2 separate regions of the Mus musculus genome follow, and region 2 is linked to region 1. A link is a contact called in ENCODE Hi-C or POLR2A ChIA-PET data. All regions are on one chromosome and are shown on one strand. The core of a region is the stretch at or near the end of the contact, and the rest is flanking DNA. Distances in the headings are between cores, read along the strand shown.

Evidence for each region. A loop is a pair of places that touch in the nucleus more often than their neighbours do. ChIA-PET counts read pairs that join two places held with the same protein, here RNA polymerase II (POLR2A).
Region 2: a map of left cerebral cortex shows a loop between it and region 1 (3-fold over the local background). The contact joins the promoter of Fhl1 here to the promoter of Mmgt1 in region 1. A Hi-C loop is called at or near these places in 1 of 37 maps with a recorded cell type or tissue (left cerebral cortex). POLR2A ChIA-PET finds 5 or more read pairs at or near these places in 1 of 5 experiments (embryonic stem cell).

Annotation. Positions count from the first base shown.
Region 1 is chrX:56,595,498-56,600,869 of GRCm38, reverse strand. It overlaps Mmgt1 (membrane magnesium transporter 1), which reads left to right and starts at 2,926. Exons shown (of 4, transcript NM_146234.4): 1 at 2,926-3,085. The coding sequence starts at 3,007. Gm36239 (a long non-coding RNA gene) reads right to left here and starts at 2,678. Exons shown (of 3, transcript XR_386934.2): 1 at 2,568-2,678; 2 at 1,716-1,812; 3 at 1,214-1,607.
Region 2 is chrX:56,727,809-56,733,226 of GRCm38, reverse strand. It overlaps Fhl1 (four and a half LIM domains 1), which reads right to left and starts at 1,466. Exons shown (of 7, transcript NM_010211.3): 1 at 1,359-1,466.

The DNA.
Region 1 (5,372 bases), core at 1,677-4,176:
GAAGCCAGCTTGGGCACGGTGACAAGACCCTATTTCCAAGCAAAGCCCATGAAATTTAACAGTTTGTGACTAGAAAAGGTAAACCTAGGCCAGTTTTCTGGTATTTGATACACTGATAAAGGTCAAAATTGTGCTGATGCATGAAAAAGAGTGAGACGCAGGGGGGCTGGTGAGATGGCTCAGTGGTTAAGAGCGCGACTGCTCTTCCAAAGGTCCCGAGTTCAAATCCCAGCAACCACATGGTGGCTCACAACCATCCATAACGAAATCTGATGCCCTCTTCTGGAGTGTCTGAAGACAGCTACAGTGTACTTACATATAATAAATAAATGAATCTTTAAGAGTGAGACGCAGAGATGCAAACATATCTTAAGTGAATAGAGAAAGCAAAACTGCTTTTCTAGGACCAAGTCACTTCTCTAAAGCATAGGAAAATGCATTGGTGGCTTATACAAATACCAGACTTCTCAGTAGGTGTATTTCTCCATAATATCTCTGTTTCTGTCTCTGTCTCTGTCTTTCTCTCAGAAGTGGCCCAGAATTCAGACACTCCCAGAAAACTCTTAGCTGCTCACGGTGTTACAAGCTAAGTTCCCCAGCACTGGGTGGGAGGATAAAGCACAAAAATTTCATTTATGATTCTGAGGCCTGCAGAGACTACAGAGTGAGAGTCTGTCGCTTTCTCCCTCTCAAAACCCTCTAACATTTTATTAATCATTTTCTGCTTCAGATAACTTGTTATTAGATCACATGGAAAAGTTGTTATTAGGTCAAGTGGAAAAGTTTTATTTCCATTTAAATATGACCATTATCTAAGCTAAAACAAAATTTTGATGTGATTTTTAATTTTTATTGGTTATTTTATTTATTTACATTTCAAATGTTATCCCCCCTCCCAGTTTCCCCTCCACAAACCCACTATCCCTACAGCCTGCTTCTATGAGGGTGTGCCCCCACCCATCCACCCATTCCTGCCACACCCCCCCCTGTCATTCCCCTACACTGGGGCATTGAGCCTCCACAGGACCTAGGGCCTCTCCTCCCATTGATGCCTGACAAGGCAATCCTCTGCTACATATGCAGCTGGAGCAATGGGTCTCTCCATGTGTACTTTTTGGTTGGTGGTTTAGTCCCTGGGAGTTCTGGGGTGTCTGGTTGGTTGATACTGTTGTTCTTCCTATGGGGTTGCAAACCCCTTCAGTCCTCCCCCTAACTCCTCCTCTTAAGCACCGTCCTGTCAACTAAATAGTGTTGAGTTGGCTTGTTCTGATTCTGAAGTTCATTGTTACTTGTCCTTTTGTAAGGAATATATGCTACTGCAATTGCTATGGATCAAGCACTGTGTGTAGAGGGTCCAGAGAACAGTGATGACTATGACTTAATGTGATGGGATCCAGTTTTTCAGATTTGAAGAAACTTAAGCATACCAAAAGACCACAGGCTTTTAAGAACTAGACTGAATCTCTGTAAAGATCTTTTCAGTGATAAAAACACTCTTTGTTCTTCACCAACAGTTGTTCACCCTTCATCCAACATGTTTGTATGCAATGCCTGCTGTTTGACAATGTTCTAGAGAGGGAGAAAGCTGTCTTCTTGCAGCTCCCATCCTAGAGTGGGAAGAGAGGCAGCAAACAATAGCAACCCAACAAACATAATAAAGAAATAACATCGTTTAGAAGATGATATAAAGTCAGAATAGAATAAGGAGATCATACCTGAGAATGCTTCAACTTTCAAAGGCATGGTAAGGACCAGCAGTACTGACCAGGTACTGGTGAGTCAACTGATTCAGATGACACAGTTCTTTGGAGACTGATGGGAAAGAATGGTAATCAGGCTTCACACTTATTTTGTGATATGACATCAACAAAGCTGTGCCACTCAGCCAGGGGCACTGAAGTAACTTATATAGAGTTGAGGGTGTGAGTTACCTTTGGCCATAAAAATGTCGTGCCCACAGGGTTTACTCACACGCAAATGAATACTCAGCAGTGAGTAGCTAGGAATGCTGATCTGGAGCTAAGGAGTTATGGTATTTGAGGTAAAGTTGTTGATTTGGAATCACTGGAAAAACTAAGCTGGTCTGAAGTGGAAATGAACTAATGAGCTTGCTGAGAGTAGAGCGAAAAGAGATCCAGGAAAAACTCTCCTTCTGAATGCCTACATTTTAGGAGATGAAGATAAAAATGGAGAAAGGTTACAGTTGTGTGCTCATCAGACTGTTTCCAACATCCCTTTATTCTCCCTTCATACATTCTAGCTTTCTTCATGACAAAACAGTCCCGCTGTGCTACACTCTCTTTTGTGTGGATCTTGCTCATAGAAACGTAAAGCAGAAAGGTAAGATGTTGAACCAATGCTCTGAGCGTCCCCAACATGCGAGAGTTCAGGGCTCCATACCCCCCAAGTTACTCTCTACACTTTATTTACTTCCTCACGTTGATGCCCTTGCAACCTGCCTCGGTAACCGTTTCTGAGGCCAGAGGCATAAGAAAGACTTAGTGAAAGGAAAGGACTCTGTTGGGAGGAAAACCAAATCAATTAACCAATTATCAAATACCAAGTACCAGGCTTTCGAGTTCTACGCCCACAGCCATTTAGCAACGCCACCAGCCCCACCTTCTTCTCCTCCCAGGCCTTTCCGTAAGTCCCGCCCCTTCTCCAAATCCGGCGCGTATTTGCGGACGCTCTACCTCGTCTCCCCATTGGTCTCGCTCGGCCTGTTCTTTCACGCCCCCAACTCAGCCCTGCCTCTCTCCGGGAAGCTGCACTGCGCAGTCGCAGAGGAGGCCTCAGGCCCTTTTTCCGTGTCGCTGTCCCCTTCTTCCCGGCATTCCTTTTTCCGCGTTCTCTCGGCGGCTCTCTGGGTCTGGCCACCGCCGGCACTTCGCGCCCAGGGCTCTGGTGACGTCATGTTCCTGCGCCGCGTGGACGCCCGCCGGTGAAAGGAGGAGTACCTCTGCCGCCCTTCGTCTCCTTTTGTTGGGCTGCCGCTCCTTCTGAATCATGGCGCCGTCGCTGTGGAAGGGGCTTGTAGGTGTCGGGCTTTTTGCCCTAGCCCACGCTGCCTTTTCAGCTGCGCAGCGTAAGTAACTGAGGGACTGGGACCGCTCGCGTGGGGGACACCAGGGGCTGTGGGGGCGCTCCCCTAAGGGACTGTTGAACCCAGTGCAGGAGAGCCGTTTTAGGTCGGGGTGACTAAGTAAAGCCGTGCAGGGTCCTCAGCGGAGGGCTTGAGATCAGATGGCTGAGGAACACCTAGATTGCAGGACGGCCAGAAGAGGTTGCTGAGGTTTGAGAAAGAATTCAGACCGGGACTCTGTCCCAGAACTCCAGACACGACATGCCATATGCAGCCTAGGTAGCTAAGACAAAGTGTGGAATTGAGAACTTTGCATGCATGTGGCATCGTGACAGCTAGCTAGACAGCATCCCGGCCACTCTGCTGTCCAGGCAAAGACGGAGAAGTTAAGTGACCGCTTGCCTCAGGGAGGCACTGTGACACGGGGAAAGAGCAGTGGACTGGTTTAAAAGGTTGGTTGTTAACATTTTGCTTAACTGTTAAATCTGTGTGACCTTGGGCAAATGATAACGGTGCTGTATGGTGGGTTTTTATTTTTGTATTTTTTTGTTTTTTGTTTTTGTTTGTTTTCTCAGATCAATAATTGAAGTTGCTTCTGCTTTTAGGTGCTAGAGGTTCCTTGATTCCTTTAAGGGAATTCTTAGACTAGTGGAAAAACTAGTGGGCCAACAAATAATTGCAGTAAGATAATGTGAATGTTCCAAAGGTGTGTGTGTGTGTGTGTGTGTGTGTATGTGTATGTATGTGTGTATGTATGTTCATGGGGAGTAGTAATTTGGTGGGACCCTGGGGAAAGTGCCTTAGAGCTTTGCTGCTCATAGTGTGGTCAGTAGAGCAGCATCGTGGACATCACCTGGGACCTTGTTAGTGTCTACTCAGGCTCCACCTCAGAACTGTTGAATCAGAATATTCGTTTTAATAAATCCCTGGGTGATTTATAGTTTGTGAAGCACTGTCCTGGAGGAGAATAGGATACACTGGAGTACTGGTTATTTTCGAAGTAAGCTTTGGCTCTACTATAGTCACAAAGCAAGTAAGGCCCTTGCTTGAACTCCAACAGCCTCATTTTCCCAGTGAAGAAATGCCTAGCTGAAGATAGTCTTAAATTTCCAGAGTAGACTTCATTCAAACAAGAAAGTTAGCTAGAAGTGTGTCATTAAAAGGTTAATCCAAACAGCATATGATATTGGATTGATTTTGCTTTTATCCCTGTCCTTACAGGCTCTGTAAGTTCAAATATACTCTGCCTGCATATTTTTTTAAGCAGACTCAATACATTCACACAAGTCATTTTAAGTCTAGAGTACATTATGAATTAGGGATTGTCCTATTTAATCTAGAAGTGGATTGTCCTACTTCATCTAGAATAATATTGTCCTGCTTGATGTAGAATTAAGATTTTGGATTTTTATATTTTTCAAGTGCTAAGAATGCCTTGTGGACTGAAGCAAGACCTCTGCACTGCTCGTGCTGGCAAAAGACTGCCATTTACCTTTGACACTAGTTGTGTCATGGGAAATTGTGGCAGCAGATAGCATCCTATGGTGCTGGAGCATGCTCATCTCTGCCATAGTGACCTTTGATATAGCAGAGCTCTCACTGTTCATACACGAAATAAACCCTGTTCACCTTTCACGTTCCCATTTGCCACAGAGGAAACTGAGGCAGTGCAACTCTGTTCACTTTCCCATTGTAACATTCTGCAATTGAAGTAAGTGCTGGAGTTGCTGAGGATGTCTTGAATGAGGTACAGTAAATTGTAGTAAACAGAAAAGCTGGTGCTATGTATGACTTGGGGTTACCAGTTTCTAGATCCTGATCGCAGCCTTCAGTCCCTTGCAGCCTGCAGAAGTGAAGGCAGCAGCAGAATTAAGCAGTAGCAAGGACAGAAATTGAAGTCCTGGAACTCGAGTTACATCACTGCACTGAAGAGGAACATTTCCATACCAGTTTTCACTTTGGCTTCACTATGCAGTGGCAGGGTCATTGAGCATTGAAAATGTTTGTAGTCCTATTGATTGTTAAATAGTTATGACTTCTTTGACTACTTAGTGAAAGAAACAGTTTCAAAATTTCTAGAGTTTCTATACTAATGAAAAATTATGCTTAGTTCTTTCGGTTTCATATTTGCCATCTGTCACTTACTTAAGGTGATAAGACAGGCCTTGACAAGCATAAACTAATTCATAAAGATAAGGCTAACTATATTAGAAGAGGTTTTTGAGGAATCTGGGATCATTACTTTATGTAGTATATAAGTCAACCACTTTGGTCTATTGATTTTCTTGTA
Region 2 (5,418 bases), core at 217-2,716, 130 kb before region 1:
AGGCTCAGATAGTCCCGATGGCATCATTTAAATGAAGAGAACAGAGGACTTCCAGCAAAGACATGTGTTCCACTCTTGCTGCATTTCTACGACAGAACTCTTGCCCTTCAGGAAATCCCAAAACCAAATCTGAAATCACATTCATACACTTTCTTGTCTCCTGTTCCCAATGTGCTACCCTAGTTGTGTGTGTGTGTGTGTTTGTGTGTGTGTGTGTATGGCGGGGGGGGGGGGGGAGGTGTCGTTGTAATCAGAATGAACCCAAGAAACTTGAAAGGCCCAAATGCAGAAAATACACAGCACATTCACTGTTTCCCTTGGCCTTTCTCATTCAAACCTCTACCAGTTGTGGAAGACTAAGCAATGGGAACTTGAGAAGCAGAAACCTCTTCCCAGGAGCCCAGAACTGCATCTAGTGGGAATTTTAAGCTTTCTGAAATTGAAAGGTCACACCCAGCAGTCTACCTAACCCACTTTGCCAAGGCTCAACCAAGGCTCAACCTAAGTGCTAGAACCTTCCACTTGCCTCCATGCTGAAGCTGAAATCCAGTCCCCTCTCCCACCCCCATCCCCCATATCACTGCCATTCCCCCTCAGAGAGCAGAACCACGACCAGCCTTCTCCCTCCATCACCATTCTCCTTGCACTCCAGTCCTCCCACTGCCTCCTCCCCAGCATCCCCAAAGGGAGCACAGCAGTTCCCTCAACATCTCCAAGAACCAAGGCAGGTTTCACCTTCCTCCCCTGCCCAACAGGCGCCATCCTTAATGTAAAAACCAATGAAGCCCCCCCCCCATCGTCATCATCATCCCCTGCTCTTCTCAACTGCTGTTAGCTATCCTTTAAAAAGAAAAAGAAAAAAAAAAAACCAAAAACAAAAACCAAAGGTGTTCCCACCTCGCCCAACCCCCACTGCCCGCCATCCTGGGTGAGAAAACCAAAAGCCCCCTCTTTTTACTCCCACCCTCCATCCTTGCAGAGGAAACACCCAAAGCCGCCCCCCTGCATCCCGGCCCCCAGGGGAGCGAAAGCCCTGGGGAGGAGGCTTAGGCACGCACCCTAAGGGACCTTGGAGCCCCAGGTTCCTCAGCCCCCAACGTGGGCGAGGCAGCGGAGGCCGGAGGCCGCAGGTACCCAAGCCCAGCAGGTCCGCGCAGCCCCGGAGTAGCGGCCACGGAGCACGAGCTGCGGCTCCCCGGGGACGCCGGAGGCGTGCGCACACACACACACACACACACGCACACGCACACACACACACACACACACACACACACACGCACACACACGCGCGCGCACACACACACACACACACACACACTCGCGGAGGGAAAGCGGGCTTACTGTCTGGGGATGCTCACCCGCGCAGCTGTCTAGGCGGCACCGGCGGCCGCTGCCAGCTCCGAGACCAAAGCGCAGCGGCGACAGCGGCAGCACAGGACTGAGCCCCCTCGGCCGGGCGGTGGATGTAGGGCGCGGGAGGGGCGCACGGGGAGGGGCGCAAGAGGGTGGGAGGGAGGGAGGAGGGAGCACGCGCGGGGGCGGGGGCGGGGGCGGGAGCGGGGGCGGGCGCAGCCCACTCGGGGCGGGGAGGGGTAGGGCGGAGCGCGCGTCCGCCTGGGCTCTGCCCGTGGTGCGAGGGGCTGCGGTGCGGGCAGATCGCGCTCGCGCGCGGGAGCCCAGTCGGGCAAGCGCGGGAAGGGGGCGCGGCTGCGTGGGCCCCGCCTCGGGAGAGGCCAAGCCGCTGGCTAGGCGCGCACAGTGCGCGCGAGAGGTGGCCGCGAGCCCGCGGTGGCGCGGCTTCCCGGAGCACCCCCTGCAAGCGTCCGAAGGGCACGCGGAGGGCGGGCCAGGGGCGCCCACCGCCCCCCTCCCTCGCGGGCTCAGGCCTTCGCTGGCTGCTGGGGAGTCACGAGTCACTGCAGGCAGCCACGGCCAGAGCCCGGGAGGTGGGAGCAACAAAGAGAGACAGCCAAGGTGGCCTCTAGCCTCTCCAGGGGCCTCGCTGACCTGCACAGCCCAGTACAGCCAGTGATTGCAGATCTCTTGGTTCCCACCACACTGAAAGACCCACCGACGACCTCTCCCCTTAATAACAAGCTGGACAGAACGAAAAGAGCCTTTATTCAGAGGGCTTTCCATCATTCCTAAAGCTCTCACAGCAGAGCTTCACATAGTGACTGACTCCGTCGTTCTTTCCCTAGTTCAGTTCAGTGAGCCCTCAGCATGTGCCCAGTACTGTGCCAAATGCTGTAGATACAGCACAGTTGTGCACACACTCGGCTTTATTGGTGGAAGAAGACAGATTATGAGCAAGTGAGAAAATAAACACAGTGGGATAAACTGCAGGATAAAAGGGTGTATAAATAATGCGAGAAAGAAGGTAGTATTTAATCTAAGCCTTGCATGGTATAAAAGCAGTGGGTGTAAAGAACCAAGGGATAACTTTCCAAACAGAAGGAGCAGAGGCAAGGAAGCCAGGAGAATCCCACCATGTCAGTGGAGGGAAGTAGAAGGACTTGGTTAGAAGAGGGTTGAAGGAATTGCAGGTGAACTAGAGAAACCTGCTTTTTTTTTTTTCCTTTTAAAGAGGACCCGAAAAGGACCAGAAGGAAGGAGTAGGGTCGAGGAAAACTTTGAAAGGTGAGAATAGTCAGTACTTAGAATGTCTAGTGAGTCAGGAGAGAGGTTCATTAAAGGAATCCAAAGTCTTGATTTAAAAACATGAAGGCCAGCTAGGAGAGGGGAGAATCAGCCCTTTATGTGGAAGCAGATGAGGCGGAGCAGCTGTGTATTTAAACCAAGCAAAAGGTCTAAACACTGCTGTTAGCTCGTCCCCCCGTCCCCCCCCCTCCAGCTTCAAAATTCAAGTGATGGCCTCTTTTACCCGACCCAATAGCTACTTGCAAAATTCCTTTCTCTATCTTGCTACCCAGAGCCTACGCCTCTTTTCTCTTTCTGAGCCCTTAGGCTCACTGAGGTCTGGTATTTCTGGATTTGCAAAAAAAGTCTCCCCACACATTTCTTAGGAAAGGAGACTGATCCGCCCCAGGCCATCATGGGAAGGCCTGGAACAATTAGCACCACTTCAAGCAGCTCCCCTGCATACCAGCCCTGGGCTCAACCAGAAAGAAACAGCCAAGAGCACTCAGTGCAAAAGCTCTGGGTGGCTCTGGACAGAGAGCCAGTTACTGGAGATTCTCAGATCAAAGCCTGGGCTCTGGCAGGCCTAACAAGGTCGGCTCCACCACCTGTTTCTGCTCTGCCAATTCAAGTCCCAAGTGATAGTAAAAAGTGGAGAAAGGAAGACAATTTATTCTATGGAGCCACATTGAGAAGAACAAATGAAGGTCTAGTGACTCCCAAATCCATGTAACATGAGGATTAGGATTGAATAGAGAGCCAGAAGTATGTGTAGCTGAGCAGTGTTGGCCAAGTTGGGTATGATCTGGAAACTGACGCGCCACTAGACTCCAGTCTGTCCCACAAGGAAGTCCTGATTGTAGTAGTCAATACTGTGTGAAATCTCTCCTTGGCAAGCAGGTTCTTCCTTCAACCTTTCTCGTTGCCCAGCAGGAGATTCCTGGGACCATTGTGATTATTTCACAATCAACTAGCCAAAGGGAAGGGCACAAGTATCTTTAGAATCTGACAGGAAAGTACAGACCCTTTCTTAAGGAACCTTCCATTGCCCAATTGGTAGAAATTGTCCCTTTCTTTCCTTTCACTTCTTTAACCTTCTTTCTTTCCTCCTTCAACCCCCACCAACTCCGTTCCACACATTCCTGCCTGTCTTTCTTGCTTCCTGTCTTACCTCCCAGGAAGTCTTGGGCACCTGATGTGAGCTGTGCCCCACCTCTCCCATCACCCTAACTAAAGCTGCACAAGCAAGGCCAGCCCTGTTCTCCCTCTAGCTGGTCACTTTCTTGCATTGGAATTCAACTTTTGGAGGTCACAGAAACACACTGTTTCAGTTAAAATATATAGAACTGTGGTGGTGTTGCTGAATAAGTAGAAGGAAAGGAGTTGTTCAAGGGGTGAGTTTGTTTTAGAACATTTTTGTAATCATCTAATGTGAAGATTCACACACAGAGACACACACTCACACACTCACACACACAAAAGGATAAATTCAGGTAGTCTAATCTCAGATCTGAGTATGCTTGGATTTTTTTGGTTGAGGAATATAATAGACATGAGGAAAGGAATATTATTTGAGCAAGACGTTAAATACATGTAGGTAGTATAAGAAAAGGTATATTTTCTTATGCTGAGGTCATTATACAATGTTCACACTCTAAATTCCTAACTACAGTCCTAAGCCTATCTCCCCAAAGGTGCTCCCCTGAAGGTCAGCTCCAGTCACTAAAAGAAGTCTCTAAATCAAGAATCAGGATAGTGGGTAGACTCTACAGCCACAGGACAGATCAAGGTGGTGTCTCTCCAGATGTGCAGAGTAGAGCCTTGCTCTTGGTCTCTGCCTATATTCTGTCCAGTGGGCGTCATGGGGGTGGAGAGGGGTAGGAGTACGTCTGGTTATCTTGAGTGAGTGATGTCATTGAGTTCTGGTTATCAGGAGCAGCCTTGGATGTTGTGGGGATCCTGACTAAGCTAATTTTACATGTCTAAAAGGCATTTCTTACTATGCTCATTACAGATATTCAATTTCAATAGAACGTTGAGTCCTCTTAGAAATGGAAATATGGAGCATTTAATACACAAAACTATCAATCCTTTGCCTTCTTTTCAAAAAGTATTGTTAGAGAGAGGGCTAAAAAGATAGCCCAGCGTTAGCATGAGCCCTGCATTGTGAGCAGGAGAGAGAAAGAGGGAGAGAGAAAGAAAGTAACAAGAATTAGCACAGTTTATATTCATCATCTGATGTAGTTTCATATTAGATATTATGTTCCCCACCTTACAGAGGAATAGACTGAGGCAAAGAAACTGTAGAGTCAGGATTTAAAAATAAAACAGGGAGCTTTCGAGCCCACAATCCCAACCAATAAACTGTAACTCCAAAACAACAAAAGAAGAGTGCTCATCACTTTTACCACGGCAATTCTATATGGCTACTTATTTCAGGTCAGTGATTTGTTTTCTTAAAGTGCCCATGCATCCAGATCCCCTTCCACGAGAGACCTTCAGACCTAAAACACTTGGTCCATTTGAGGTTCATCAAGCCTCATGATAATGGTGGAGGGCAGCATGAGCTCAGTGAGTGCATCTACCTACCACTGAGGCCAACCATCCTTTCCGCTCAGAGCCTGTGCGGAGGGAGCTGCATCTACCTGGATGGAGACTGCACGGTTCCCTCCCCGTGTTGTAGTCACTGAAGTTCATCCTGCCTAAAGCCGTTTGTGTGAAATCTTCACCACCTCTACATTTCAGGAGTAGCTCAGCCTCTGGAGATTCAGAGTTGAA